3 separate regions of the Mus musculus genome follow, and all the other regions are linked to region 3. Evidence: chromatin loops called from intact Hi-C (ENCODE). Cell type or tissue: heart. All regions are shown on one strand. Each heading gives the region's core, and the rest is flanking DNA. Links, peaks and the distances in the headings are about the cores only.

What was found. A loop is a pair of places that touch in the nucleus more often than their neighbours do. Peaks named below come from ENCODE experiments on the same cell type or tissue, not always from the same donor. Only the 100,000 strongest peaks of a DNase experiment are listed, where the experiment ranks them.
Region 1: it touches region 3 in a loop (2.7-fold over the local background); 7 of 42 quality-filtered maps call a loop at or near these places.
Region 2: a loop joins it to region 3, with 2.3 times the contacts of the local background. A loop is called at or near these places in 7 of 42 quality-filtered maps.

What each region holds. Positions count from the first base shown.
Region 1 is chr4:98,604,873-98,615,773 of GRCm38, reverse strand. Patj (PATJ, crumbs cell polarity complex component) reads right to left here. Exons shown (of 44, transcript NM_172696.2): 30 at 4,634-4,706. Among named protein-coding and RNA genes, the nearest start is that of Gm40210, 31 kb to the right of the region's middle. In heart, for the core only: no CTCF peak of the experiment used is centred there; no DNase peak of the experiment used is centred there; H3K27ac peaks cover 925 bases.
Region 2 is chr4:98,619,078-98,629,978 of GRCm38, reverse strand. It overlaps Patj (PATJ, crumbs cell polarity complex component), which reads right to left. Exons shown (of 44, transcript NM_172696.2): 31 at 6,290-6,376. Among named protein-coding and RNA genes, the nearest start is that of Gm40210, 45 kb to the right of the region's middle. In heart, for the core only: no CTCF peak of the experiment used is centred there; no DNase peak of the experiment used is centred there; H3K27ac peaks cover 1,678 bases.
Region 3 is chr4:98,541,128-98,552,028 of GRCm38, reverse strand. All of the region lies in intron 27 of Patj (PATJ, crumbs cell polarity complex component), which reads right to left. Among named protein-coding and RNA genes, the nearest start is that of Gm40210, 33 kb to the left of the region's middle. In heart, for the core only: a CTCF peak has its summit at 6,450; no DNase peak of the experiment used is centred there.

The sequences.
Region 1 (10,901 bases), core at 579-5,578, 67 kb before region 3:
CTCCAAAATTTCAGTTAGACTGGGCAAATAAGGATAAGGTGCATAAAATTAGACTGTAATTAAAAGCAATGCCTGTAGTCTTGAAAATAAGAGGGTGGTTTTTTTATTTTTTAAAAAAGATTTATTTATTTATTTACTATATGTAAGTACACTGTAGCTGTCTTCAGATATCCCAGAAGAGGGCATTAGTCTCATTATGGATGGGTGTGAGTCATGTGGTTGCTAGGATTTGAACTCGGGACCTTCGGTCAGTGCTCTCAACCTTTGAGCCATCTCTCCAGCCCTTGTTTTTGTTTTTTTGTTGTTTTTTTTTTATTATGTGTTGAGTTAGGATATTGTTATATAGCCTAGGTTAGCTTGGAGCTTGTATGTAGCCCAGGCTAGCCTTAAACTCACTATTTTTACCCTTGGCCTCAATGCTGGGATTATAGGTATGCAGTACTCTAAAAGATTTCAAGTAATATTAGTGTGCACATGTGCGCCTACACACACACACACACAGACAAATCAACAAAAATATGTGAAGAAATGCAAGCTATTTTTTGGGTTAGCCATCTCATAATGTATACATATTCAAAAAACAATGTTGAATCTGGTAAATACATACACTTTTCATTTGTCAATTCAGAAATTAAAAAATTTAATAAAGGAAGAAATTCTATTTTGCTCATAATCATTGAACAGGGAAGGTTCCAGAAGCTGGAATGTGTATTCAAGGTAGTAATATGAGCACAACCACAATAAACTCTCAGTGTGTGCCAGGAACAGACTGAGCATTTCATAGTGCTAATTCTAACAGGATGAAGGTTCAGACTGCAATATGCCTGACTTCTGAGCTGTGCTTACACACTGCTACACAATGCAGTAATGGTCTCTCCGTGGTCAAGTGTGTATATAGAAATGCTGACAATGCCATGGAAATGTATAGCTGTGAGGACTCTTCCGACTTAGGACTTGAGTCTCACTATTCCCTTCTGATAGACTTAGAAGAGGCTTCATAGAGAAGACAGGCTTTGGGAGGTTAACTACCTTTACCAAGGTCACATGACCAACATGCAACTTGTAGAAAGAAAATTAAACAAGCCAGCACGACACAACAATACCATCACACGGTGATTCAATATTCTGCTGGTGTATTTTTTTCTGACTCTCCTAGCACCTAAGGGCCCAAAATAACTTGGCTGGAACTATGCCAGATGTTAGAGCTTAATAAATGTTTCCCAAATGAAGGGAGGAATGTGAGATGTCACTAGCGTACAATAAAAGTCAGGCCACATTTCTGTTGTCAGGTTCAACTTAACAATGGCATGGCTGTACTTAATATATAGTGTATGGTTTAAACTGGTTCTTCTGTCATCCACATACTAGGTTATGCTTGAAAGCCCACAGAACCACCTATGCATAAAAGCAGAGTGACTGCCATGTAGGCAAACAAGGGCAGCTTGGTGAAGAGAGCTCACAGTTCATGCCACCCAAAGGAAGGTGCCTTTCCAGAGGTGACAGTCACTAGAGCCACCAGAACAGAGAATGTAATTCAAATGGCAATACTGTAAAAGAAATTCTGGAGCTGCATCCTTAAAAATGGGAGTGGGGGTAGGGGGTGGGAAATGGGTTGGTGGTGCAGATAAATAGCTCATTGGTTAAGAGCACTGGGTTGCTCTTACAGAGGTCCTGAGTTCAATTCCCAGCAACCATATAGTGGCTCACAACCATCTGTAGTGAGATCTGATGCCCTCTTCTGGTGTGTCTGAAGATAGTGACAGTGTGTTCATAGACATTAAATAAATAAATCTTAAAAGAAAGGAAGGAAGAAAGAAAGAAAGAAAGAAAGAAAGAAAGAAGGAAGGAAGGAAGGAAGGAAGGAAGGAAGGAAGGAAGGAAAGAAGGAAGGAAGGGAGGAAAGGATTATGTAAGCACCTTGTTTGACTTAATTCTCCATCAACTGAAATGCTGACTCCAGCATACTGCATTGAGCTATTGTGATTAGGATCTTGAAAATTATAAGTGGAATAATTTCTACCTCATTAACAGCACACTTTATTTAAAAAGAAAAATCAGGCCAGGTGTGCTCACTTTTAATCCCAGCACTTGGGAGGTCGAGGCAGGCAGACAGACCTCTATGAGTTTGAGATTAACCTCCAGTCTGGTCTATATACGAGGATGAGTTCTAGGCTAGCCAGCGCGACAGAGTAAGATCATGCTTTAAAACCAAAACCCAAAACCAACCAACTAAACAAATAAACAGCAAAATCAGTCTTTAAATGCTCATAAGATAATGATACCCTTTTGAATGACACCAAGTTCCTTTTTCTGGCTAATTACTGATTCAGCAAGATTAAGACATAATAAAAAAATCTTTTTTTATAGGTGACTGAAAAAAATTTTAATGGTGACTTATCAGTTCAGTGATTAGCACAATTTTTAAAAATGAATTTCAATAGCTCTTAATATGTACTATAAAATTGCGTTAAAATTTCTCTAAATAACAGTTCTCTTGTGCTGAGTGCTGCCCTGTGGCATGAACTGTGCTAAGTCCTTCCTATACACTGATTCTTTCATCTCCATGACAGGTGTGTGGGGCTTGGTGGTCATGGTCAGGTATGCACAGAGGCTCATGGGTATATGATTTAGCCTCCGGGTTTCCTCTCACAGTTGTAAATAACAACACTACCTGAGTCTGGGTGCAAGGATCATGAAAGTAATACTGGAAGTACCCAGACAGGGCCTGGCACAGCTAGCAGCACCCTCAGTCACCTGTCATGTGAAACCCCCCATCAGGAAGCTGCAGATACCAGCTGGCCAGGACCACACTAAGGAAGGCGTGTGGTTGATATCTATAGCCATTCCCAGCAAAAGAAAACAGATGAAGCCATGGTGCTTTTACATAGCTTACTACAATCTGTGGTCTCAGTTATTTACTGGGGTCTCAACATATTCTGCAATACATTATTTAATCCAAGCAATAAGGCAGAAGCTATTGTTACTATTATTTAAAAAACTAGAATGTGGGTCAAAGGGTTAGTGCAACTGCAACTGTTCAGGGCTCCATGGCTCATGGACAATTGCAGGATCGGAACGGGTAGTCTGGCTGGGGGGAGGGGGGGCTGGCCCTCTGTCAGCTGTCTTCTATCTATTTCAAGTCTTTTCTCACCATTCCTACTACAGTCTCTTGGTAATACACACTGAACACAGGGCCTGATGCATACCAGAGACTATAATGCTATACCTTCAGAACCTTTGAGGTCTTAAATAAGTTAAAAAACAAACAAACAAACAAACAACCCCAACCAAACAAAAAACTACAAAAAACCTTAGTGTTAGCAAGACTGCTGAAATCTGACAATGAAGACAATGTTTATTGCTACAAATTTTTGTTTTGTTTTTTGTTTTTTGTTTTTTTAAAGACAGGGTTTCTCTGTGTAGCCCTGGCTGTCCTGGAACTCACTCTGTAGACCAGGCTGGCCTCAAACTCAGAAATCCGCCTGCCTCTACCTCCCAAGTGCTGGGATTAAAGGCATACACCACCACTGCCCTTTGCTACAAATTTTTAATTTGAAGTTTATTTGACAATAACTGGTGTGATGGTTTGTATATGCTCAGTCCATTCCAAGGAGTGACACTATTAGAAGGTGTAGCCCTGTTGAAGTAGGTGTGGCCTTGTTGGAGTAGGTGTGTCACTGTGGGTGTGGGCTTTAAGACCCTCCTCTTTGCTGCCTGGAAGTCAGTATTCTGCTAGCAGCCTTCAGGTGAAGATGTAGAACTCTCAGCTCTGCCTGTACCATGCCTGCCTGGATGGTGCCATGCTTTCTGCCTTGATGACAATAGACTGAACCTCTGAATCTATAAGCCAGCCACAGTTAAATGTTGTCCTTATAAGAGTTGCTTTGGTCAGGTATCTGTTCACAGCGTAAAAACCTACCTAAAACAACTGGGCAAAACAGATTAAAAAATGCAACTGGAATCAATTCTGATTTAATGGTGACTGATCTGGACAGGACTCAGGACACGGGGTCGGGTACACACCTCACAGAGTACATGTGAGGATGTTTCTAGAGATGACTGAGCTATGCAGTAGAAACTGAGGGGGAAAGTCAGAAACACCTTGAAACGTCAGCAGTACCATCCATGAGACTGAGTGCCCAGAAGGAAAAGGAAGAGGGAGACATCAGACCACAGGTGCAAGCGCCATTCCTCCTGGCAAGTGTCTATCACTGCTCCAGTGTGCTGAGGACATCAGAGTTCAGCTGCTTTGTCTTCCAATGCAGACTCACAGCAACAATTCTCAAGGACATGACCTTCAGCGACAGCCTGGGACTACACTGTAGTCCTCCTTGTTCTGAGCTTCCAGCTTCGTGGACTGAGCAGCTGCAGGGGCTCTCTGGACTGAGCATATACATGGCCATTGCTAGGTCATCCAATAGATCTGAGGAACTTTGTAACTCTGAAGAGTCAACACTAGTGAGTTGATTCTAATATATTTATTTAACACTGTAATCATACCTCCACAGCTTTCTATCTTAGGCAGGGAAATTTGCTAGTTAATAGATATGACGTAATTAAAAATCAAAAGGTAAGGTCTTACAGAAATGAGAAATCTATCGAGTGCACTGAGAACTGTTTCTTGCAATCTTACCTCAACAGGCGATGGAGAATGTGATAGCTCCGGGAAGGGAGCGACGGCCATCTGACTGACTGCATCTTCGTTTCTGTGAAATGGACAAACAGGAAGAGTCAGTACTCGAAAATGGTTAAGTTCCTGACTCAAATTACAAGTATTTCCTTTGTTTTCAGTTAAAAAATGTGCACACAACAGCACAGGTATGTGGAGAGATCAAGCATGCAAAGCTATTACACAAAGAAAGGTGTCACGCTTTTAAGAGCTACTCAGATATAATTATTAGTGACACAGAATGATGACTCTGGGAGTTAGTAAACCCATCTTAGAATGTCTGATGTTGTAGAAGATAATTTTAGAACAGTGTCAACTCTTTCGGCGCCACCATGGCATGTCAACTTTTAAAACTGTGCACAGCCTCTAGGTCCTAGTCATGTCTCCAGTGTTGTGTTCTTTGAACTGCAAACATTCCCAGGCTTCTTACTTGGCTTCAAACTTTGCTCTGTCAATAAAGGATGTCAGGGTGTCTATAAAAGGCCCTACATGGCAGACTATGAGGAAGAGTGATGGATGGGGATAGCACAGCTCTAGAAAGATCACACCTTGTGGTTATGTGGATGCTGGGTGTCATCTTAAATGAGCAGAGCATAGAAGAGCTAGAATCTAATCAGCAGGGGAAAGGTACACAACCACCTCTAAAATACCAGTTCTGATCATGTGGCTCATTTCTATCATGTGACCAGCAGACAACAGGCAGTACTGTGTAGGAGATCATGACTGTCTTACACTAGTCACTCATTATGCAAGACCAATATAGCTATGCTAAGATATATTTATGTGAAGTCTTATCTTCCACAAATAAAAGCAGAAAACTCACAAAGATGCTTTCTGTTTAGCACACAAAAGCTGGTGATGAAGTTCACTGTAAGAACATTTACACGAAGCTCTGAATTCAACCCTAGCACCAAGAAGGGGGGGAAATTAACCTAAGACCTGATATGTCTTTTCTCATAGAAAAGTGACCTGACTAGGCAGCTGGGCAACACGTCCACTGGCCCATGCCATTCCTGCTTCAGACTTTAGTCATGTCTCTACTTCTTTGAAAAGCCTGTCGTCGTACTGTTTATAAACACCTATGCATACTTCTCCATATGATTTAATAATCTCAATGAGATGAGCTCCACTAACAAAGGCCACATTTATGTCTTCTACATCCAACCCGGTCATGTCCTGAGCTCACTATCTGCACATTTGACTCTCCACTTGAAGGGTCACTACTACATGTCTGACAAGCATTCTGAGAAAAACAGAATTCACTATTTTCCTAATTCTCCAGATTGTTCTATAGCTGATTCACCTGAGTACTCACTAAGACTTGCCCTCTTGCTCAACCAGGAACTAAGAGTCTTTGAAATTTGCTGCCAGTCATAGTTTTACACATATATAATGCACTTTGATCACATCCATCCCTATGATACTCTCATCCCTTTCCCCCTGCCCTGAACCTCTTCTTCCCTGAAAGTTCCTCTCCCACTTTCCTGCCCATGTCAGCTATATTTAATAGGGTCGTTTGCATGAGTATGGCTGGGAGCTAAGAGTCTTTCTAGAAAAAAACAACTCATTTCTCAGCGGTATTTCCAATCCATGAACAAGACTCATGACTCTATGTTCACAATGTATCTTAAATATTTCCACTGCTACCCATCCTACCCCTTGTGCTGGACACCACCACTTCTCACCCTAATCAAAGAAAGCTCTGTATTTGATTTCCGGTTTTATGTTTCTCAGAATCTGCACTGCAGGCTACTCTTCAGCCAGCCAAGTTATTGTGGTCTTGATAGATAAATCTGATTATAGTCATAACCACCCCTGCCTCCTCCTCTTTATCATCATCTTCTGTTTTGAGACTGAGTTTCCTGTGGCCCAGGCTGGCTTCAAACTTCCTATTAGAGAATGATGACCATGAACCTTTGACACTCCTACCTAATGTGATTATACTTCTGTTCTGGCTTTAAATCATCTTATGGCTTCTTATTCCATTGAGGAGGCAGTCTACTGTGTACCTCACGGGGGAAACCCAGCTCTAGCTGTGGGGCTGTGAGGAAATCACTCTTCACAGTCTTTGTTCCTAGACTGTTATGAAAGTAAACTGGAGTATCAGAATGGTGAATATTCTTTGGGAATTGAGGTGGAGTGTAAAGAAGGGGTGGGAAGCCGGCTAAGTTGGTAAAGTGCCTCCCACACAGTCATGAGGATCGGCGTTTGGACACCCAGCATCCCAGACAAAGCTTTAGTGCAAGGCTCCTAGCACTCAAAACATTGCTGCACATATACTCTGTGGTCATGAGTAGTTGTCTCAGGATATCTGCTTAAAATCTAATGATTTTCCACAAATTAATATGACTTCAATGACATTTAAAGTCCACTGATTTTGTGGAGAGTGGCATCCTAGTGACTTCAAAGAGAAAAGACACAGGAGAAGGAGCATAGAAGGAAAGGGCTGACACAGCAAATGAGCAGTGGGCCACAAGACTTCTGGAGTCTTCACACCCTCAACAGTCTGAGAGTCTCCTCAAGAATCAAACCTGTTTGCTCTAAAGATCAAGCTTTTGAACAGCAGTGAAAGTTAGGCACCCACATGAAATACAACCTAGAGTTGCAATTGTTTGTGTTTTTATAGTTATCTTAAGCACTGCTAAAGAGAGATGCTTACGTGAATTATTCCAGGGTACATACCCCTGTGTGTATGGCCTGAAACCAGAACAATGGATCCTACCTATATTCAACGTTCATATATATTGTGCTCTAGTTTTCTTTCTGTTGCTGTGATAAAAGCACTCTGATCAAAAGAAATTTAGAGGAGGAAGGGATTTATTTAGCTTAAGCTTCCAGGACATAGTCCATCACTGAGGGAAGTCAGGGCAGGAGCTCACCCAGGAATCCGAAGCAGAAACCATAAAGAAATGCTGTTTGCTGCCTCATGCTTAGCTAGCTTTCTTACTAGCTCAGAACCACTTATCCAGGGATGATGCTGCCTACAGTGGTCTAGGTCTTCCAATATCAATTAAGAACTAGAACAATTCCCCACCAGGTTAATCTAATCTTGGAAACACATCAATGGAAAATCCTTTCTCAGGTGTGAAAATCCCTTCAATGCTGTGTTGAGCTGACCGTTAAAGGTAACTAGGGCACACGGATATCTAGGATGGTTTATATATCAGACACAGTGAGAAATTAACAAACATAGAGGTGAGACCTTATTTCTTGGGAATGATAGCTGCTAGCTGGTCACCTAGCAGGAGAGTATGCACGCTACAGTGTCTACTGAATAAGTGATCTGAGAAAACATGAAATGGAAGGCACTGTGATCAAGCTAAGTCCTAAGTGTTCCAACCTGCTTCCGTGACTTAATGACAGTCTTCTGTTTGTAGCCTGCCAGGAACCAGCACTTCCCCATGTGAAGGATAGTACTTGGTATATGTCCAGCTCATAGGCAGTACCTGGATGGTATATGAGACCTATAATAGATAATGCAAACAACCTGTCTCAATATGAGTGGATGAAACATATAGGTACCTTAGTTTGGGCCAACCAAATTTTCCATCTCAGAGGCTCAAATTTTAGAGCAGATACACCGAACTCAGTAGTGTGCCATCAAGGTACTACGAAAGGGAATCCTCCAGTTAATACAGAGCTCAGGAACCTCCCAGTGCTGATAACTCTTGAGGTGTGCTGGTGCCTTCTCTTTGGAAGTCTTAGTGGTTCCTTTTGATAATCAATGAGATATCTCTATAATCTCCTAAGGGTGTCTTCTCCTGTTTTTTTTTTTTTTTCCTAAGACAGACTCAAATTCCCCAGGCTGGTCTCAAACTCACCAGCTGAGAATGACCCTGCTGTCACCCACGAGTGCGGGAATTACAGTCTTCCATCACTGTCACTAGTTCATAGAGTACTGGGATGAGAACCCAGGGCTTTGTGTATGCTAGGCAAGTACTTTACCAACAGAGCTATACTCCAGCCCTGCTTTCCTTTTAACTTAAGCTGGTTAGAGTTTAATTGCTTGCAGTTCAATGATATAGCTCATCTTATTTTGAATATGTACATCTATTTGACACATGTTTATAATACAAATATAGAAATGAATAAAACATGATTCCCATCTTGATGATATTAGCAATTAGTGAGGAATATAGCAAACAAACAAAATTACAATTGTAGAATTACTACCCTGGGGCTGTCAGTTTGTTGTTTCTCAATAGGATATTAAGAACACTACCAATTTGGTCTCTTATTTGTAGAATATTGTGTGTGTGTGTGTGTGTGTGTGTGTGTGTGTGTGTGTGTGTGTGTATATATATACATGCATACATATATATATATTATACACACACACATATAGTATGGCTGGAAATGGCTGGAAAAACAGCTTAGTGGGTAAGAGTACTTTCTTGCTCTGTAAGTAAAAGGAGTTGAGTTCAAATCCTCACACAAAAAGTTGGGTGTGGCTGTGCATGTCTGTAAACATAACATTGAGGAGTAGAGAACCGTGAGAGGTCACTGGCAGGGCAGTAATCATCTGGCCCAACTCAGATGGTGAAATAGCCTGTGTTAAGGCAATAGAGTAGTGAACATTACTCTGTGTTGGGTAGTGGAGCAGCAGGAGGTGATGTATGTGTGGTCATGTATGTGTAGCTGTATGCTTAAATGCACAGGCCAGAGCAGCACACAAGCAAATACTTGCACCACACACACACAGAAATATATGGGCACTGGTAAAACTGAGCAGGATGTATTTATGCAGAATATCATGAAGGCTGGGAATTCCTCCCCTTGTACACATGACTGACAGTGCAGACAGGTCAGTGAATTTACTTACATGATCAGCTTATGTTATATGACACAGCTGACTTCAGGATAAAGGGAGATTACCTGTTTGTTCCTGAACCAACCATGAGAAACCTTTAAATAGAGAACTGTCATGTCTCAGAAACAGTGTCCAGATCTCTTAATCAGACTGAGTTACATGATTCTGAGCTAAAGGAAATTTGTCTGGAACACCTTGAGCTTGGGTAGGTGTAGTAGGAAGGAGCTCATAAGAGAATTTCCCCAGAGCCCACACACTCAAGCCTCACTAATTTTTTATCTCCATCTTGTTAGACCCAGAATAGAAAACCTAGCTACTGTACCAGACCTACAGAGCCATAAGCCAAGAAGCAAGGGTGCAGGGGTGCTGTAAGCCACTGAATTTGTAGCAGTATGTGATACAGTAATTATGTATATACATATGTATGTGTGTGTGTGTATGTATGTATATATATGGAGAGAGATAGAGATAGATAGAGAGGTAAGTTCTCACTATGTAGCTTATGAGGGCTCAGAACTCATTATGTGGCCAGACTGGCCTTGAAGTCTAAATTTTCCTGCCTCAATGACCTCTTGGATATTGATGTAACAAGGTATTTGCCACCAATCAGAAAACATAGTCAGCAGAAATAGCATTTGTGTGCTACTGTATGCCCTTATGAGGTAGCTACGGTTTTCTTCATCACTTTATATTACATGCAGGTAAAGCCACCCACCAAGGCTGCTAAATCACAAGAGCTATGATTCCAAACGATGGTCTGGTTTCAGACCTCCCTTATAACGGTTGTACTAAGTGTCCCGCCTAACCCAGAACTGCAGATGTCATCTCCTTTCATAGGTTCAAGTTAATCAGACCTAGTTTGGGAAAATTTTTACATAGTCACTGTTTTTTCTTAAATCCATTTTATAAACTTCCTAAGGAAAGATACAAATGGTTCCAAGCTTGTTCAATCTACCAAGTGCAGTCTCCCTGAGTCTTGTGTTCACACTGCCTACTACTTATATGGATTTAATGGCTAAAACATGCCTCCGAATGTCATTATTTTAAATAGTATGTATTCAGGAGAACACATTTCGATGATAGTATGTGACAGGGCAAACAGTAAGCAATAGAGCAGAGCATGGCTCCCTAGGCTGCCTAGATCACAGGTACACGGCTGCTCGTACGTTCCTCCAGCATGCACCTTTCTTCCCCTTGCACGGCAGTCCTTATTCACTGTCCTGTTGCTGCTTTGATGATCATGGGAAGACATGCTGACATGGAATGTCTGCAGCATGAATGCCTAAATGCTCAGAGTCAGTGGAGAGGCATGGATTTTGCTGAATTTTAATGGGAATTAATATGAAAAACAACCATTGGAAATTATTAACAGGCTGGAGAGAGGTCTCAGTGCTTGTGAGTGCTGCCTTCCCACAGGACCCA
Region 2 (10,901 bases), core at 5,100-10,099, 77 kb before region 3:
TTTTCCCAATCTGTTGGTTGCCGTTTTGTCCTATTGACAGTTTCCTTTGCCTTACAGAAGAAGCTTTGCGATTTTATGAGGTCCCATTTGTCAATTCTTGATCTTAGAGCATAAGCTATTGGTGTTCTGTTCAGGAAATTTCCCCCTGTGCCCATGTGCTTGAGACTCTTCCCCATTTTCTTTTCTATTAGTTTCAGTGTATCTGGTTTTATGTGGAGGTTCTTGGTCCACTTGGACTTGAATTTTGTACAATGAGATAAGAATGGATCAATTTGCATTCTTCTACATGCTAACAGGCCAGCTGAGTCAGCACCATTTGTTGAAAATGCTGTCTTTTTCCACTGGATGGTTTTAGTTCTACTTCAATCCTTCTTAGAAGGGGGAACAAAGTACCCATGGGAGGAGTTACAGAGACAAAGTGTGGAGCAGAGACTGAAGGAATGATCATCCAGAGACTGCCCTACATGGGGATCCATCCCATATATAATCACCAAACCCAGACACTATTGTGGATGTCAACAAGTGCTTGCTGACAGGAGCCTGATATAGCTCAGTCATCAGTGGGAGGAGAGGCCCTTGGTCCTGTGAAGGTTCTATGCCTCAGTGTAGGGGAATGCCAGGACCTGGAAGTGGGAGTGGGTGGGTTGATGAGCAGGGGTAGGGTAGGGGGGTTGGGGAGGAGATAGGAGGTGTTCAGAGGGGAAACCAGAAAAGGGGAAACCAGGAAAGGGTATAACATTTGAAATGTAAAGAAAGAAAATATCTAATAAAAATCATATCACTATGAAATTCTCCAAGAATTAATAAGGTTACTTATTTAAAAAATTAAAAACTCCTCTGTAAAAAACTTAGCTTGAGCATCTCAGGAACATTGTGCTGACTGAAAGAAAGACACTGCTATGTGGGTCCGGCCCCTGACCACCAATGAGAGCTGATTTGGATCAAATTATACTCTTGAATCTTAATGGTGTTTTATGTTTTTACTCCTAAGAAAATGTAGCTTCTAAGGAAAATGTAGACTGAAAAACAAGGGCTTTGGCCCACTTGGATTTTACCTAGGCAAAATGTGGTCTTAATGACTGTTGAGCAAGCCTTGCTTCAGGCAACTGATGTTGAGTTTCATGTTCAGAATCATCATCAGTTCTTATAACAAAGAGGTAGCAAAGAGCCAGGCTTGGAGAAGTCAGAGATGAGCAGAGCGAGCCCTTTAGAGCAAGGATTGGCAGAGGAAGAGTGTCTTTACAGAATTAGGCTCTTGGGTTGTACCTGACAGTCCTCACCCTGGAAAAGGTGAGTCCGGCCAGAGTATCTTGACATACAGGCACTATTTAAAACTGACTTTCCCTGAGTATCTTGACATAAAGGCACTATCTAAAACCGATCTTCCCTGAAATATGTTTGCAAATCTTATATGAACCAGGTATTTCAAGGCAGAGACGAGGGTGTTCCTCTGATCTTGGCAGTCTAGCGGATGGAACCTGAAATGGTAAGATGAGCTGCCAGCTTCCTCTTGAATTTTCATGCCTCGGACTATGTAGGTCAGTGAAAGTTAATTTCAGAAACAGCTCATGGTTTCCCAGGCATGAGCTTTGTACCCTATAACTTCTAAAATCAACACAAAGAAACTCCAGGCTAGATGCTACCTTGAGCTCCCTGCGTTTTTCCTATGTGCATGTCCCTGTGCTAAGGGTCAGAAGGACATTTTATGACAGGATAGCGACAAATGCCACTGACTCCATGGGGAAACACAAGCAAACCTGAAATAACCTAAGAAAACTGAGCAGTGGGAAATGCCACAGAGGCTGCCATGTAAGCCAGGCTGAAATGACATGTGTCACTTGGCACACAAGCTGTACCATGAACTTTCACAAAACAGAGAAAGAATACAGGGCACATCTATTGGGGTCATTTTGAGTGGGGTAACCTTGGGATATTGGCCACACCCTAGGATAAGGCTTGTGATGAAGATGAACAGAACTTCTGTCACCCTAAGCCTGTGGAGGAAAGCTTTAAGGAACGCATACGGAAGAGGACTTGCACAACGAGTCAAGAAAGGTGAGTCTTTTTTACTGCCATCTGTGTGGTCCTTTCCTGAAATGCATTGTTGCACACTCTGTATCCTGAACACTGCCATTGCTGTCACAGATTCATATCCAGCCTGTCACTGTCCACTCTGGACTGCCCCATCTGCCATCTCATCTTCACATAGCAGCTACAAGGAATATGTAGCTGACCCTTACAGCCCTCTGAGACCATCTTTGAGTCAGCTCAAAGACCATCTTTGTAATGTGACCTGGCTTCTGCTGACTTCTCCAAATGCTTGCATCTTACCAGCTGGACACTTTCAGTTCAGCAGATTATCCAAGGTTCTAAGACCACCTAGAATCATCTCCCTCTTTCTCTCTCTCAGTTTTCTTTATTTTAAAATTATGTGTATATGTATATCAGTGTGTGGTGGGGTATACACACATAAGTGTAGATGCCTAGAGAGGCTAGAAACACCGGATCTCCTGGAGTCACTTAATATGAGTGCTGTGACCCAAACTCGGTCCTCTGTAAGAGCAGCGTGTATTCTTAACTGCTGAGCCATCTCTCCAGCCCCTCCTTTGTTTCTTTTCTGCTCCATTCTCAACCGCAGTCAGCCTTTTATGCTTACATAACACAGAACATCTATGCTTCAGCCACCACAAATGGACAATATTAAACACCCACACACTAGAAACAAACCTTGGCTATCTATACTGAACACATATAGGCTGCTTGTCATTATTCCATAAACAATATGTACAACTGTGTATGTACAATAATAATATCAACAGTATAAGAGCAACCTATACAGTATTAGGTATACCAGGTGAGTCAGAGATGTCCTAAAGAAAAGGGAGAATGTATATAGGTTATAGCAAACACTTCATCATTTTACACAAGGCACTTGAGCATCTAAAGAATTAATATATTGACATCTTGAGAGCTAATGCCCACATAGAGAATAAGAAAGAATTATATCGACATCTTCAAATCTCAATCCAGATATCCCTAGATGAGGCCCTCATTCACATGACCTGTGAGCACCAAGGACTTCTAGTTCTTAGCTCTGATCAAAGTAGGAATTTCAATATAATTGTGATGCATCCATCATAAGAGTCAGTGTCTGCTTACTGCCAGTGACAGATCCCTAGAATCTAACACCCTTCCCAATCCTGCCAGCAATTAATGTGGGGTTCCAGCTCCTCCGCACCCACAGCACCTGCTGTTACCTGCTGTGTTGATGATAGACTTTCTACTGGTTGCAAAGCCACACCTTACCACGGCTCTGATGTGTGAAGCCACATCTCACATCTCTGACATGCATTTCTCTAGTGCATTTCTATTGAGCATCTTCCACATATTGACCCCTTATTTGTATATATTTGGAGAAATATCAGTGCCTTTCCCCATTGTTTACCTTAGTTATCTTTTTATTATTTATTGCAAGGTGGCTGTTTAGGATTATTTTGTTATTAGTAACAGCATGGAGGAAGAGATGGCTAAGGAGACAGAAAATGTAAATTAGCTTTACAGAAAAGCAGAAAATTATGAGCCATGACAGGATCTGAGATACAAAGGCAGCAGCCAATACAGAGGTCAGTTATAAGAATGCAATGAGCACACCCCCTTCAGTCAGTCTTCCCTTTCTTTCCCACCTAACAACCACGCTTCTAAACATGGGAGCCTAGTGTTAGCATTTATGCATCGCAAGCCCTTTAAAAACACAGCCAGGCATGGTGGTACATACTTATAACACTCCAACTCCCCAAACCCCAAAAGGTAGTCAAAAAATTTAGAAATAAGGTCAACCTAGACCATAGGAAGATTTCTGGTGGGTAGACAAAAGCCACCATTCCGCAGGAGCTTGTGAAGTTTGTTCCCATCTACCAAAAGGAGTCTCTGGCAGAAGGAACATATGGCTACCTTGGGAGCCTATCAGCATATCAAACATCATGCTGGCCTCCAGGGTCCTCGGTATCACAAGTACTCATGACACAAGTCCACGTTAGCATCCTGCCCTTCTTACCTCCTCCTCTACCCTAGCCTCCCTCCCGCTCACAGGCTCCCCTCCCCAGCTACTCATTGTCTTGATAGCCCTGCTATTACCCATATGCTTGCTCCCTCTCTGCTTCTCTCACTATGTTCTCTCTAGTCTCCATCCCTGGCTGTTCTCCCTTCTCTTGCAGATGGCCATGGTCATGTCCAGTCTGCTGGTCATGTTTAGTCTATATCATTCTCTCTCTGCTCTGGGCTCTCCCAGATGCCTCTGGCTGGTCTCTAATAGCTACAATAAAAGCCTTTTCCACCATACCATGGAGCAGTAATGTCATCAGTTTATAGACTGGAGATTCCCTACCTTTGCCCCACTTCTATGTGAGCACTAGAGACCAAATTCAGGTCCTCATGCTTGCATGGATAATGCCACCCTCCAAGCCATCTCCCTAGTCCCAAGACCACATTTTTTTTTTTAAAGACAAGGTCTCATTATGTAGCTTTTGCTAATCTGTGTACAAGGAACTAAACCTAAAGCTGTATAGATCTGCCTGCTCCTGTCTCCTGAGTGCGTGGATTAAAGGCATGTGCCACCACAACAGGCTAAGGCCAAACTCGAAATATTTCATACGAGAGCACTTATATTATGCTAGAAAATGTGTCCAAATTCAGGCTACCTTTCCTTTCTCAATTAGACCACGCATAGAATCCACTAGAAATGGTGAAGAAAAATTTTAGAATATCAGAAAATGAGGAAGATGGAAAAAAGTAAAGGGAGGAGAGACATAATAAGATGGGGAGTCCAGTTATTCTTAGGTAAATTAGTATCTAAGAACAAGCCCAGACTAGGCACACATGTAGTACACACACACTCTCTCTCTCTTTGTCTCTCTCTGTCTCTCTCTGTCTCTCTGTCTCTCTCTCTCTCTCTCTCTGTCTCTGTCTCTGTCTCTGTCTCTCTCTCTCTCTCTCTCTCTCTCTCTCTCACACACACACACACACACACACAGACTTTTAAAGTGAAGCTTAATAGTTCATACCTCTTAGGTTGTCTGAAAGTCATCTCTCACTATTGGGGCCTAGGAGCAGAGTGAACTAAAAATGGCTCCTCTCTGCAGCCTACAGGAGAGTCTCGTTGGTACTATCAGACTCTCCCAGACATAAAGAAATGTTTCCCTTTCCTTCCTATTTCTTCTAAAGATTAAACTGGGCCTGCTACAAAAAATTTTGTTGCTTTTAAATACCTTTTCTCTAATGTATCCACAATGATACAGTTTCCCGAAGAGTTAACTTGTATTTAAATGCCTGGACTTTCAGTACAGACATTCATTCTGTCTCTTGGAAGAGGAAGAGGAGTCCTCATGTATTATTATTGTTCCTTTTGATACTGGGGGCATCTTGAGTCATAAGGAGATTGGCCCAACTGGGGTTTGCTACAATTTCTACTCTTGTTGAGGATATACCTAATTAGAAATAACCTTACCTTTATACCTGAACAAATTTGTTCATTGTTGGGGATACAATCTAAGCCAGTTCCAATACATTAGCTTTTCTAAAAGTTGAAGGATGGTAAATAAATGGATGACTTCTCAAATTCCTTCAAGTAAAATAATACCACAACCAGATTTAAACTCATGTAAGGGTCGAATTTCTGGAGATCTATAAGACACTGTGAAACACAGGGACAGGGAAAATCCCACATTTCTTTGTAACAATTGTAGCCAACTTTGAAGTGATGGGCTACAATGCAGAAAGGCAGGGACACATATTGTCCATTGACCTATGTAAGGAAATTAACTTTGTGTTCTTATTTATAAAGGAATTGTCACCATCTTCATGGATACAGAACACAGCAGGGAGCCTGGTTCAAAGTAGACAACAAAGTGTCCTATCCCCCTGGAGGGAGAGCCACAACTTCTCTCATCTGATAAAGTTCTAGTTCATGAACAAGTAGGTGTCTTTTACTCCTGTATTAATAGAGTTCTTGCAGTTCAGACTCTGGAAATACCCAGGGGTGAACTGAATTTGAAGGAGTGGCTGGCTGTCACTTTAGTCCTGGACAGTACAGTTCAAGCATGGTGGGAGAGACCCTGTGCTTTGAGAACTTGTCACTTGCTGAGTGGAAAGTTCTTCCTGTCTCAGAGTTCAAGGTACCTAGTGACCAAGATGGCAGGCAAAGAGTCGTTCCTAGGTGGTAAGAAATGCAGGCCCTGTACCCCTCCCCTGTACCCCTCCCTGGGCCAGGATAAAGAACAGGCAGGATTCTCACCGGTTTGGAGCTTTCTGGTTCAGGCAGGTGTTTAGCATCCACACTGCTCTCCTCTTCACTACTGACAAGTTCAGTGCCACCCAGATCCTATGGGACAGTAAAAGGCAAGCAGAAAGATGTTATTCTTCCTTCACACTGTGTCAGACCACACACACACTGGTGCAGAGTTCCTAATGCCTCATTGGGCACTGTTTCTGCCACGGTCCTTTGTAAGAGAAGGCCAGCAGATGTCTCTGTCCATTTGCTTTACTAGGCATTGATTAGTGCTGCCTGCTTTCAGTATTCCTTGGGAATGCTGGTCCCTGCTGTCTGTTACAGGCACAGGATGGCAGTCTCAGGTCAGATCCCTTGCTTTTGTCAACAATCTGTCAGGAACAGAAACCCAGACCCTGGAGTTTGCTAGTTCTGGTAAGGAGTCAAAAGGCATATGAACTATCAGATGTCTGTTCAGTTCGTTAGCAGAAACAATTCCTGCTCAGTACTCCCTTGGTGGAAGGAGAGAACCAGCTGCCTTTGTCTCCTGACGCCCCCCCAACACTGAATAAATGCAAGAAAAAGTAAATGAATTTTAAGTTCTTTTGAGTAAGGGTTGATTTAGCTTTGACCTAGGTAGCTCTACCTTTACTAAGAGGCAAATTCTACTTTTGTAAGACACAGGCAATTTTTTACAGAAAAATCTAACAGCCTACTCACATTCTATTTTTAGGCTGTTATTGTTAACTTGGACCTCAGAGTATAAACATTAAATGAATTCTAAGCCTCCTCCTTAAGTCTAGAGACTCTAAAGTCATGGGACTCTGTAGCAAAACCGATTTTCTTTTTAAAATGTCTTTCTTTGGGCCAGACAGTTGTGGTGCACGCCTTTAATCCCAGGGAGACAGGTAGGCAGATCTCGGAGTTCTAGACTACGTTGATCTACAGAATGAGTTCTGAGACAGCCAGGGCTGCACAGAGAAACCTTGCCTCGAAAAAACAAAAACAAAAACAAACAACAGAATGAAAAAAAACCTTTCATTGTTTCAGTTTTATCCATTTATATGCTACATGTCAGTTGTTTTTAACCCCTGGTTTCTATCTCCCCTTCCATTAAAACCTTTCTTGTCACAAGTCCCCTCCTACTTTCTGTCTTTTTGTGTGACCCACTGAGAGTTTCAGGCCTGAGCACAGGTGAGAGGTTATTTACTGGAACAGGGACAAGAAAAGGACACTTTCTTTACCATAGATGGTTAACGGTTCAAAGCCCTTCAGGGGAGGTGGGGCTTATGGACCTTCCCCTGACTCCTGATCTGTGATGAAACCCTGACTGGTCCAATCCTGTGCAGATATGATGATCAGTGTGGTGAGTAATTCTCTAAGTGGTGCTTTCCCATAACTGTACAAAACAAGTATAGAAACATCCAACAGCCTCCACAGGACAAACAAACAAAAAACAGTCAAGAAAGCCTGATATATACTGCTATGAAAGAGGATAATACACACACACAGTGTGGTTACAAATAATCATAGCACCGATTAACTAAAGTGTTCTCAGTTCCTTATATTCTGCAACCGTATTATAACCATTCAAGCACTATATTAGACAGTCTGATGCCCTTCTTTCTATTTTTCTTGTATGTGGATAAAGTCTTGACATAAGAATGCATTAAAGGGACTGGTTAGATGGCTCAGTGGTTAGGATCACTAACTGCTCTTCCAAAGGTCCTGAGTTCAAATCCCAGTAAGCATATGGTGGCTCACTATAATGAGATTCGATGCCTTCTTCTAGAGTGTCTGAAGACAGCCACACAGTATTTACATATAATAAATAAATAAATAAATCCTTTTAAAAAAAAGAAAAAAAAAAAGAATGCATTAAAGACACATTCTGTGTGGGAAAGCTATCCTGTACAAGTTACACCCAGTACAAGCAATAAGCCTAAAACCCTGCCAGCGGCAATCTCTGGTTAAATGTCCAAACTGGTTCATTACACCACATATATCAATTGTTATTCTGAACACTATGTCTGGTGACAATGCTCTTTACCCCATGGAGTCTTCATTAGAGTTATTCACCCAGCCAAAATCTTGTTAATATGTATGACCGATTAGGCTCCACGTCAAGTTCTCCTACCAAGGCATCAGTATTGGGCCTCAGCCTCACAGAACATAACAGCTGTTTCTGTGACCAGGGAAGTCTTACAAGTGCAGCTGCATTTAGGATTCTCGCCCAAAACCACAGTTGTTTGCCGTTAAAAGCTTCCCTCCGCATCTGCCTTGTGAATTGTACTCACTGTCCTATTTTATCCTGCTCCTACTTGATGCTGGGGCCAATAAGCAGTGTAGCAACCTGGTTCTTCATGAATCCATTTTTCACGGCTTAGCTAATCATAAACAATCTAGTTGGATGGTGATATGGCCTTTGAGTGCAAGAACTGTCAAACAACTCTGGAAGGACCAAGGCCAGCACCAACAGTCTAGAACACTCACTCCTGGAATTCTTGATCTCAGCTGAATGCCCTGGCTAGTACTGTGAAGGCTCACTCCCTCAACCTTCCACCAACACCTAAGAGAATGCACAGATTTGGAGCAAGTCCTAAACGACTTGAATGTGACATGTGCTGGGACTGAACAATGAAAGCTTACTGGGCGAAGCCCTCCTGAGCTGCTGCCCCTCTGCTGTAATAGTAAAGAGGCTTTTCTTGGGTCTTTTCTATTTTTACTGTTGTGGACTGAGCTGCTCACCAGAAGAGAGAAGCAGAAGGAGCTGACACTGGAGTGGTTTGTGGGACCAGGCTGAGCTGTAAAAGTGGAGAGGCATCTGACTGCTGAAGGAGAGATTGTTCAAGAGAGTAGCCAGGACAAAACAAAGGGAAACCGAGGCTGGAAAGGTGAAGCTAGTGGAGTTTTGATAAAAGGCTGTAAAAAGCCAGGGAAGAGAAACTGCTAGCTCTGGCCACTGCAAGAGTTCCAGAGAGCTAGCAAGCCTATGTAGCAGGAACTGTCTACAAACAAACAACAAAAAGCTCCCAATAAAACAAGTACTGGGGTATTGTCACCTACTACAAAGTAATGTTTCAGTAAATGATAGGCCATATACAAAGCAGGTTCCTTCCATATGTCTTAGGGTTTCGACTGCTGTGATAAAATACCATCCAAAAGTAATGCTTACACATCTCAGTCAAGGTCCATCACCAAGAGAAGTCAGGGTTTCTTAAGGCAGAAATCTGGAGGCAGACTCTGATGCAGAGGCCATGGAGGAGGACTGCTTCCTGCCTTTCTCATGGCTTGTTCAATCTGGTTTCTTATACACTCCAGGACCACCTGTCCTGCATAGCACTACCCACAGGGAGCTGGGCCCCCTCACTTCAATCATTAAGAAAATGCTCTGCAGGCTTGCCTACAGCCCAATCTGGTGACGACATTTTCCCAATTAAAGTTCTTCTGACTCTAGCCTGTTCCATTGCTGTAAAAACAAGCACATGTATCACACACATTGATGGTGACACTGGTGTAAAGAAACTACAGTACCACCAATCACCTCAAAGTGCAGCATATACAGTTACATAATGCATATATTTGATAACCTGCTGAACGACTACTTACTGATTTATGTACCCAATATACTATACTTCATATTGCATTATAAGAAGCTCCTCCAAGACAATGTACTATTCTGACAGCACTCTTGCAGCTCCTGTTTATGGTTTCTCTAGAGGGTATCACCTCCCCCTCCATCATTCATTAGCATCTCTTTTGCATCCTCATTATGTATGCAGGAAATCTATCTGAGGAGACTGAAAAATCTTTGATGCCAACATCTGTGCTTCTTTCATGACCTTTGTCTGATGCAAGTATTCAGTCCACCTGGGTCTGACTCACTTCAAAGGCCATGTTTTAAGATGCACTATTGTCCACCTTTTAACATTCTCTTCTGCTTTTAGGTGGACATGCCTCCATTGAGGAGGATACAAAAGCCAAAGCTAGATGGAGAGGAGACCAAAACCCAAACCAACCAAATAAACAAACAAACAAAAAAACACACGAAAAAAGAGAGGAAACACCCGAGGAATTGAGAATGGCTGAAACAAGACATGAACTTACTTTTTCTAGGCAAGCTAAAGGTTATATAAGAGTGTCTGTGTTTAAACAACACAAGAACAAAATTGTAACTTCACTGTGAGGACAACATGGCTCACACAGCGAGAAGCCTTTATAATCCCCCACTTGCCAAGAACCCAAAACATGGCAAACAGTCGGAGACAGGAAGGGGAAGGAGGTCAGCAGCGGGACTCTAAGGAACAAGGATCCCTGGTGGCTTGAGGACCATCTGGCTGAAGGAAAGTGGCTGCTGACCGGGTGGATGTCCACTTCTCGCTTGGTGATCTTCAAACCACCTGTTCCATGTGGCTGGCTTGGCTGAGCCTGTGCGCAACAACTCCCCCAGAAAGAAGCAAGTCAGTACCATAGATGAGGAGATGCAAAGGCAGTGCATGTATTAGCACAGCAAAGATGGTAAAGGTGTGTGTGTCTGTGTGCACATGCGTGTGAGCGCATGCATATGTGCATGCATGGATATGTCTTACTAAGGACAATTTTCCCACACTTTCTAACATTCTAAACTTCCCTTTGTCTC
Region 3 (10,901 bases), core at 3,680-8,679:
ACCAACCTAACATCTTTCAGGGGCAATTCTTAACTCCAATGTATAATGATAACTGAGCTACAGTCGCCTCAAATAAATCTATCTCATGTAGTACTTCCATAGTCTCTCCTAGATATGAGGAACTCAGGAGGCTGGGAGGGACTAAGAGAATGGCTCAAAAATATGTTCTCGAGGACAGGCCTGTGTCTCAACCTAAGCCATGGATTCTTCTCTCTTTCTTTCTCTCTTTCTCTTTCTCTTTCTCTTTCTCTCCCTCTCTCTCTCTCTCCCTCTCTCTCTCTCTAACAAAAAGTTGCCTGAAGCTATTACAGCCAAGCTTTTCCTGCCTGGTGAGACAGTATTGACAGCTATCTCCCTCAGAAGACAGGCACTTAATTGGAACCAGGTCCCCAAAGCATCAACTTGACATTGAACGCATACAACTAACTAATCTAGGACTGTCACCTTCAGATGTTGGGGATGGGTCACTGACTATATTTTACCCACCCAGGAATGTCATCTTGGTTCAAACGTTAGTGGAATTCTACAGGACTAGCACCACCCATAGTCAGGCATGGAGGTGCTCACAGGACAAAGACCCGCTGCCTGGTTCGAAGGGCACCTGCATATGGGGAAGGCCTGTGTCCAGCCTCTCAAGAGTGAAATTCTGAGAGCTTCGGGGGAGCTAGAGCTATCTGATCCCCTAAATCTCTAGGTCTGAAACTTGAGTGCTCAGCTTCATCAACAAAGCCAAGGAAGAAGACCTTGGTGTTGGGGTTTGGATTTGGACCCAAACCCAGCTCTGCCAGTAGCAGTTAAGAACTTAGGGCTGCTTTGATGAGCCTTACTAGAGTGTCTCATATGTAAAGTGAAAACCATAGCAATTCTGAACTTGGATTGCTGGTGATTGTGTAAAGAAACACTCCCAAGCATGTCTGATAGTGGCCCTACTTCCCTCCTGGAATTCACTCTCTTTTTACAATGCTGGGCCCCACATCTGTGGATTATCTGTGCTAATCTCACCCACAGTCTGCAGGTGGTCACACTTTCTTGTTCTCCTTACCTGGTATCTGTTCCTGGGCTAGCGAGCTACTTAGCTTCCTCCATGTTTTGACTTTGCCTTCATGAAACTTCATAAAACAGAAGTGAAATGTCCCACTGCCTATGGAGGGTGATGGGCCACCCTTTGAGAACTATTCTGTTCATTGATAGATTCTGGAACTTCTGATTTAGAATTTAAAAATGCATAAAATGCATACAGGGAGACTAAAGACAAATTCAACTCTTACTACTGGGAAAAGCAAAACCTAGAGAACTAATCTCAGACTACCGCTGCAAGCCACAGACACTTTGCTCACAAGGGAAGTGGTAATTAAACTTAAGAACAGGTTCTGTTGCTATGCAATCCAGATTATCTACCTGCTACAATGTCACTTGTTAAAGAACAATCAAAACAAGGGACTAAATAACTTACAAGTTATTAAACATACAACACAGCACCTGACACTGAGGAAGGAAAGCAATGAACATGAAAAGGAGATTTCAGCAGCTCTACACGCCAGAGTAACAGTCGCAACTGACACAGAAGACAGGCATTCTTTTATAGACATATCAAAACTTTTCCAAGTCTGGTTTTCATGTCTGAAATTCCCACTTGTGAGAGGGAGTGCTACAAATTCCACCTGGGCTAAATAGTAAGTTCCAGGCTGGCATGGGCTACACAGCGAGACACTGTATCAAAACCAAAATGAGCCTGGCGGTGGTGGTGGTTCACACCATTAGTCCCAGGATTCAGGGAGGCAGAGGTGGGTGCATCTTTGCTTTTGAGGCCAGTCTGTTCTACAGAGTGTGTTCCAGTACAGCCAGGGCTACACAAAGAAACCCTGTCTTGAAAAACAAAACCAAAAGAAAAAAAAGAAACGAAGAAGCATCTTAGTGTTCCAGTTATAGCCATCAGATGCCAATCTCCCGTTTATTTTTGTAAATTATAAGATTGTTGCTTCTGAAATTGTGATGGCTCCCACTCCCAGGATACACCCACATCTGTACTGGATTTGTTAAGATTCACGGTAGCAGATACTATAGGATACTGAGCACCCGAAGAAGACATAAGAACTACTGAGCTAAGAGCCAAATGAGATCCAAGACACCATGAATAAAATACTAATGACAACAAAGCATGGAAATAAGAAATGACTCGAAGTACAAGCTTTCCAACTTTTGCCTAAATGTTCACGAAGCCACCAACTTACCCATTTCCATGCAGCTAACATCAGGAGACTTGCTACCTCTTCCCTAAGCGCACTAATTTTTCCGTGAAGGGAGAGACATTTGCTGGCGCTGAGAGGGAGGTCTGGCTGGTGCTGCTCTGAGCCTCACACAGCGAAGCACACCCATCAGCTCATGGCATGCCTCCATTGCTGTAATTTTCCCAATTCAGTCTTACTACCTTGAATGGGAACCTTCAATATTTAAATGTAAAGTGCTGAAGAATGCCATGAATGCTTTTCATGGATGTTTTACCTATAAATTAAGACCAGTAATTTATAAATTTACGTGAGAAACTATAAAGAAAATAAAGCATATGAAGCACTTAGCAAAGTATACAGAAAACCTTTTGAAAGGGGAGAAAGGAAAACTAGGAATTATATTGCAGTGTTCTAACACACAGGCTCACTGGGTGAGCTACAACTCTAATCTCCAGTTCAGAAATCGCTTTAGCTTGTCTCAGGATACAGGGTGAGAGCACCCTTCTTGGTTCAGTTTCTCTCCTTTCTGTCCCACTGGCCACAGATGCAGCGCTTCTTGGCTCTTAATGGACTTTCAGTTCCCTCTGTTGTTCTCTCTTTCCCTCCCTTCCCTTCTTTCCTCCTCAAATGCCCCCATGTCCAGCTTCTCTGTCTCAATGTATAGCCCAGCCTGCTCTCAAAATCACAAGACTCTTCCAAATGCTGCACTGATAAGCATGCACACTTTTCACACAGTCTGGCTCACAGGGACTCTAATTTAGACAGGATCATAATAGAGTCTGTCATGCTTATGTCTGTTTAAGATACCAACAACCTGCCCACTCCATGAAAACTAATATTAACTGAGGGCATAAACAATGGACACAGTATGTGACTATGACATTAGACATACTTTGGAATTAGGGGCTGGAGAGAGTGCTTACTGCTCTTGCAGAGGACCCAGGTTTGGTTCCTAGACCTAAATCAGGTAACTCACAACCTCTTAAGACTCTAGATCTATGCTCCATGGGTAGTTGTAGGTACATGGTACGTATAAACTAATGAAGGCACACACACACACATATGCACAATAGACATATGTACATACATAGGTACACAAGTAGGTAGGTAGATAAGATGTAAAAAGACAGAAGATTTTTTTTTTAATATTGAAGCTATTTGCTATAAGATCTTGAGTAGTTAACCCTGAGTAGAAGGATTTGGATATATTACATGCAGCACACACATGCTCCATGACAGCTCACATTTATAGTTGGTCTCAGTTCTAAAACTGAGTTCATATATTATTGTGATTAAATGCAAAGAATATGAAAATTCCTAATGAACGCATCCATGCAATGCAGTTTCCAGAAACTGAGACTCTTACCATGGCTTTGAAGCATAAACAATGGCAACTTCATGGCAGTGAGGAGATTTAAATGTACTTATAATTTGGATTGATTTCAAACAAACAAACAAACAAACAAACCCCAAAACATGAGAACTAAAATACAAACACACTGAACCAACGACTTAAGGAGTCTGGAGTGAAGCAGGCCGATCCACCAGGTTCTTGGTCATCCCCATAGTTTCTTGTCAATGCAAGTTTGACAAGATTGTCAAACAATCATTTGACAATGACAGCTATCAGAAAGCAATTCCAACTGCATAAGAGAAACAAATCCAATGAAGGCCGTCATCCCTCTGGGGAATGTGTGACACACATGTTTAACAGTTCAGATATTTCCTGGAAACTAAATGTACAGATTGGATAATAGGTTATGCAGGACCTTCATTAAAATGCCCAGAAGTGATGTTACAGAAAAGAGCAAGTTTGTACTCAGTTATCGTGAAAGAAGAGCCAGGAGTAAGGTGTGCTTGCCTAAATTGAGACTGCTCCATGTGTCCTGTAAGTGCAGGAGAAAACCTAATTTGAGTCATTCTACTGAAAATGAAAAGAAAGTCACGCTGCATCAGACTCTGAGTAAACTGACCCGTAGATAAAGGGACTCATGAAGACTCTTATTGGTTCTAAATATTGTACATTTTAACCAGAAAAGAAGGAGCTCTGGTTCTAACATATCAACATTTTAAAAGTCACACAGATGCTCTTACTACTGAGAGTCTCCTACTGTCAACTGAGCAGTAATTTTCAGAGCATATGTTTAACAAGGAAGTGGCTGGTGATGCTTGCAGAAGCTGAGCCCCCCAACCTAACGACTCAAAGGTGCAGGCTCAGATGGTGGAGACTGAGAGCCAGTCCCAATGATCAAATACTCTTTTAGGGACTATTTACAGGTTAGGAAAAGCAGCTTTCTGTGTGCTGCTCCGATTCCTTAGTGATACACTGCTTTCACCTACATCCAAAATGCTGATTTCTCAGCTTTAGAATTAATCAGAATTCCTTCATTCTAATGTAAATACCTTTCTCCTTTCATCACAGTGAAGCCACAAATAATGCTAATAAATGCCCAGGAGATGCGCTTCTCAATCATCACGGTGAAAGGCAAGCATGCTGCATGCACGGGGTGTTAAAGATTTGGGTGCAGAAACTCCTAACGCATTCTTGACAGTCTGATAAAGTGCCGTATTTTCTAAAAGCCCTCTAAGGCTGCCTCCAGCTAAAGGTGCTGTGAGGATTCCAGCATGCGTCCACCTTGCTCATGCCCAAGAGCCCCTACCCTCTCACTTCAGAGAGATGCCTTAGCTTACTCCTGTTTAGATCATTAAACGGCATGCTACTCTGCACCAACATTAAAGCAGCATTTGACTGCATGTAGCAAGACCTGCAGCTCTCGTCAGCAGCGGAAGCCTTACCTGGGAAGCCCCCGTGGACCATGCTGCAGGACTGCTCTCTTCAGGGTTGCTGCATTCCTGACAGGAAGATGCTGGAAGCAGCTCCACTCTCTCCAACTCTGTCCTCTCTTCCCACGACCTTGGGCCTCTATTCTTTTTCCCTCCGATTTTATTCTTTTAAAGGGCAACCTGCCATTCTGTTCCTACCATGGGAAACAATCACTGAAGCTCATTTCAATCTCTCCCTCAAGCTAAGAGTCACATCTGCCAGTAGGTGAGAGCTGCCTGCAAGGTCTGCCGGCAAAAATCCCTGGTTCTCCAGTCAGATCCTTGGATGCTGCAGGCTGCTGCTGGCCCTGACGCTCGGTCACCCTGCATACTTAGGGACTGCATGCTGCAGGCTGTGACACCAGCCACCCTGTGCACACAGGAAAGACAGCTCTATTTCAGAGCAGGCGGCAATACAAACACAACTATTTATTTTGTGGCCAGCTTCTATTGATAACATGTTAATGTCCCATTTTCCTGCTGAGAGGCAGTGCTTCGGGGGACAGCATCTTTCCCATGCAAATTAAAGGCAGCTATGGATTTAAGCTTGCCCCCAGTTCAGAAGAGTCACCAACATTTCTCTTCCTTATTGCTTCCAGCACAAAATCAGGTTTGCCACAAAGCAATCAGTCCACTATAATGCCTTAGTTATGACTCACTAGTGTCTCTGACACTTTAAATACAATTCAGCTTTGGGATGAAAACTTAAATGGGAACAAAAGTAATTCATAGAAACTGTTTAAAAAAAAAAAAAAAAGCTAAACCCACTTCACCTGCCCCACCTTGCCCAGCCCAGCCCAGCTCAGCTCAGTACACCTAACCCACATATGGCAATGTGCAAAGATGTCTGTCCTTTACATTACAAGCCAAATCTATCAGTCACTTCAGTGTTGTCCAGCCTTTCTGTATAAACTATAGGTAAAACAATCATTACTGCATCATAAGCCAAGCAGCGAAAGAGTCAGGAACACACAAGGCAATTTAAATGTAGCTTAAAGCTGCTCAACAATTCCACTGTAAAGTGTGTACTTCTGTTAAATTCACCTGAACTACAGCAAGGGCTGAAGCTTAAAACACGGTCACAGTTCAAGAAAGCTAAAAGAGGAAACCAGTATTACCAGCTTCTAATCATATAGCTAGGGTATAAACATTACTTATTTCACTTAATTATAAATAGGACAAGTCCATAAAAGGGCAATTAACTATGTAAGACATAAGGAAAGCCATTCTATAAAACTAAAAAAATTAATCTTAACCAGTACTCTTATATTTTGCATTATCAAAAATAAAAAGGGTTTATGTAGCAAAAGCTGGGTGCTACTCATGCTGCCTGCTATTGGCAGTGAGTGAGCATTCTCCAAGCTCCATGCTTGGTCAGTAAGTACTGTTGGCTACACTGACATCTATTGGTGAGGCAGAGATCTACCTGAATGCACAGGGCACTATGGGGGATATGACTGCACAAAAGACCTCTGTCCTCTGTTCACGGAGGTAAGCACTGGGTGCAGAGCTTAAAAGTGACACCTGGGTCTACCTTTGCTTCATCAGCACCCTGTTTTGTGATATGGGGCAAATTAATGACTCTTGGTCTCAGGATTCTCAGCCACAGAATTTGACAAGCCTCAGGTGCGATTTGCAACACTGAAATACCACACACCCCCGGCACACACACACACACACACACACACACACCCTTACAGAAGACAAGTGACTTTCTTTCCGTTCTCTGGAGCAGCATGCTACTTGATTTCCACTCCTTTAATGGAGACCTGTTTACAACGTTATCTATCTCTTACATGCATAGTATTTAATTCATACCTTGTTATGATTTAAATATCTGTGTTAATTACAACTGTACATAACAAATGCAGAAGTCAGTGATTTTAATACCTTTAAAGAGTTGCAGTGGTTTGAATGGGGAGTGCCCCCCATAGGCTCAGGTATTGGTTCCCAGTTAGTGGTGCTGTCTGGGGAGGTTACCAAACCCTTGCTAGAGGAAGCCTTGAACTGAGGGCAGGCTTTGAGAGTTTATGGCCACACTGGACTTTTAGTTCACGCTCTCTGTTCTCAGCTTCCTGGGATTAACCCATGCTTTCCTTCTGGTTATCTGCTCTCTTTCTCTGGAACCAAAAGCCAAACACACTCTTTCTTCCCAAGTAGCTTATGTTCATTACAATGTATCAATTTTAGAACAAGCCTCAACATTCCAGGAAGCCATGCGCCATCTAACCACATGTAGCCCATGGAGACTGGAGGTGTTGATGTGTCTCTTCCCACGCAGACAGCCCTACAACAGTCAGTCAGTCAAGACAGTGGCACAGGGCACAGCTCTACACAGCATGGGCACTGGAAGGTAGAGTTCTCTACTCTCTTCTATCTTCCACAATTTCCAAACTTTCATTTACAAGTCAAAAGAATTTTAAGTTCTCATATTAACTAACAGTATATTTCACTCAGGATCTGGATTAAAACCATGTTACTTTTCTGGACTGCTTTAGTGATCCAAAGCCCAGGTGTGAGGCAAATGCGCAGCCGCTGGCTATCCTAGCTGTTTTACACTTCTGACTGCAGTGCCCCTGTGCTTTCTAACTGTTCTATCATTAGGAAATGTATAACCTTTTCTTAGTGGACAATACTGACAAGGGGTGGGCGTGTGTGTGTGTGTGTGTGTGTGTACATGCATAAGGTATGTCTGCATATGGTAGCCAAAAGAATTTTAGATTTACAATCGTTGGGACAGACAACTGCATCATCCGTTTCTGTCCTTATGTTTTGGGAAGAGTGTGGGGACTGAGCTCTCTGTCCTGCTAGCTTCCTCGGATGAGGGCACTAGTAAATGCCCCGATAGTCTTCCAAACCTGACACGGATTTTGTTTGTCTGAGACAAGTTTTTCATCCCTGCATGAAAACAGAAGAATTTCCTGCAAAACTATTTTTAAACACCAAAAGTGCATGTACTTGGTTTTATATATGCACATTAAGAACTTTTGAGGACATCTGATATGGAACAACTAACTGCTGATAAGCAACCTTTGGGGACCAGTTTAACAAAGGCACATCGAGTATTAACTACAGAGGCGGCAGCTGTACAGCTCTTACAGAGTGTCAATGGTGTATCTGAGTTCTAGTACACTAAGTTTTTATCAGTTTTCGCTTCTACACTTATAAAATATTTGAACTCTCAGTAACAGTTTTGTTAATAAACTTCATTTCCATAAGCCCAGCATTCAAGAGGCTGAGACAAGAGAATCAGGAGTTCAAGATCAGCCTGACCTACATAATAAGACTATTTCAGCAAAACAGAGCAAATCAAAAATGAAACAACAAAATACAAACAGGAATTGAGGCACAGCATGAAGCTGTAGTGTCTGATAATCTAGGTTGTATAATCTGCATAAACCAGGTCACCATGTGAGGTTATCAGTATGTTTCACAACTGTAATACAGTGCTAGGTAAGTATTCAAGTAAATAACACATAACTGGTGCCAAGCAGAGACTAGAGAAGCCACATAAATACATTATAGCCCATAACCAACCCAGGAAAGGGAAAACCAAGATGAAAATGCAAACCACAAAGACAATTCTATCCTGGAATGATCATATCAGGAAAGGGAAGAATTCCCACCAGGATAGGATGGGGCTGCGTTTATAGCTCTGAAAGCTAGGTAACAAGAAGCAGCCCAAGAGCAGTTCATTGTATGTTTCTAGCAGCTAGGCTGCCCTTGCCAGCCAGCAGCTGGGGTGAGGTGGGTGTAAGCAAGCACAGAAAAGAGTCAGGCTGCTAGGCGAGATGCTACGGCACTGCAGGGCTATACCCAGAGACAAAGGGAACAGGGACTGTGAGGGGGAGAGAGTTACCTTTCCTCAGAGTTGAGAGCCCTAATTGGTTACCCTGAAATTGTATTCATACAAGCAACACTAACTGGATTCAGAAGGCTATATTTATATTTATGCCTACATAGATATGTAACAATAACAATAAAAAAGGAGGTGATGATTTTGAGAGGGAAAGAAGACAATGAAGGGAAGGAAGGAATGATGTAATTATATTGTAATCTTTAAAAAGTGAAAGTGAGTACACAGACACTGGACAGATGCTGAAGCCAGCAGGAAAGGGCCCCTGTGCAGCAACACAGCTCTCGGCCAGCCCTACTGTCCCACTGGGGTCAGAGACCCTCCGTCACACACATCTCCACTATTGAAATTCAATGTACCCACCAAAAAATAGGTTCTGTAGCCACTCACCTCCTGGAACATAAGAGAGTTTAGTAAGGAAGACAGATAGATATTAATCTAACAGTTCCACTGAAAGCTATACTATGCTAAGTGCTATAAAACAGTAGGTAAAGGACATGGGCTTTAGCCCATATTACTGGGCTAAAGAATCAGGTGCAGCTTCCAAAGGTGACAAGGAGTGAAATAAGAGGTCTAACAGCCTTCTGAATATCTAATGGGAATGCATTCGAAGCTTCAAGAAGAAATACGCTACATACTCTGTCCTCAACAAACCTTGGCCTGCCAGCATGTTGCTGTAACTATGTTCACTGGCTAGTTTTATGTCAACCTGACACAAGCTAGAGTCATCAGAGAGGAGGGAACCTCAATTGAGAAAATGCCTCCTTAAGATTTGGCTATATTTTCTTACTTAGTGGGGGAGGCCCCAGCCTGTTGTGGGTATTACCAACCCTGGGCTGGTGGTCCTGGCGTGGTAATACCCACCCTGGGCAAGCCACGGAGACCACGTGAGTCAGCAGCACCCCTCATGGCCTTTACATCCGCCTCTGCTTCCAGGTTCCTGCTCTGCATGGCTTCCCGCCCTCACTGCTTCTGATGAGTTGTTAGAACTGAGATTGAAATAACTCCTTTCTCCCCAAGTTCCTTTGGTCGTGGTGTTCCATCACAGCAACAGTAACCCTCACTAAGACACTATGGGATGGAGAATGAGGGCAGGGAATAAACATGCATCTGTCTTACTTGTCATGAAGGAAAATAATAAACACCAGTTTCAGGTCGGGGAGGGGAGATAGGAGACAGTAGGGGCTTAAACCAAAACTGAGACTAGAAACTACAGGGTCAGCCTTGGGCAGGGCTTAGCATTTCATTTTGTTGCAAGGATTTAAAAGGCCTGTGGGAAAAATTAGGACATCTTTCTCACAGCCAAAAGCAAATCTGAGTGGGAGACAGAGAAGTGAAGGCCAGAAACAGACCCAGACGTCACTATGGAATCAGTAAGCAACCCAAGTCCTTGGTGTTTCTGGAACCCTGACAAACCATGGTTTTCAGTCTTGGTACCTAAGGCTGTCCCACACTGTTCAGTTTGCTTTCTGGTGACCTGATCACAGACCTTTAAAGCTAAGTGAAAAAAAAAAAAAAAAAAAAAAAAAAACATTTCCTCTTAAAAGTTGACTTTCCCAAGCATTTTCTCAGAGGGATGGACAGCTGACTCACACAGTTAAGATGTTGCTACATGGCACAGTCTCAGTGTTTTTCAACTATCTGAAGACTGCATGAGCTACGCATGCCTAGATCCTTGTCCCAAGGATCCTATCTTAGGCTCTGAACCATTCTACTTAACATGGTCTTATACAATGCACTGGTTTTTCTCATACTACCTTTAGTATCTTATTTTCTATTTAATTTTTACTCCCACTGTACTCTACTCCATGCTAATTATTATCAAATGAGCTGATTGCTCGTCCTATCTCTCCTTCATTCGAATGTCAGCCAACGAGAAGAACATTCCCTGCCACTTTCCCACTACATCTCGACAGAATTCACCCACTATAGCATCGATTCAGTAAACCTTACCTCCACCAAGTCCAGAACTAACCAACCAATAAAGCCATCTA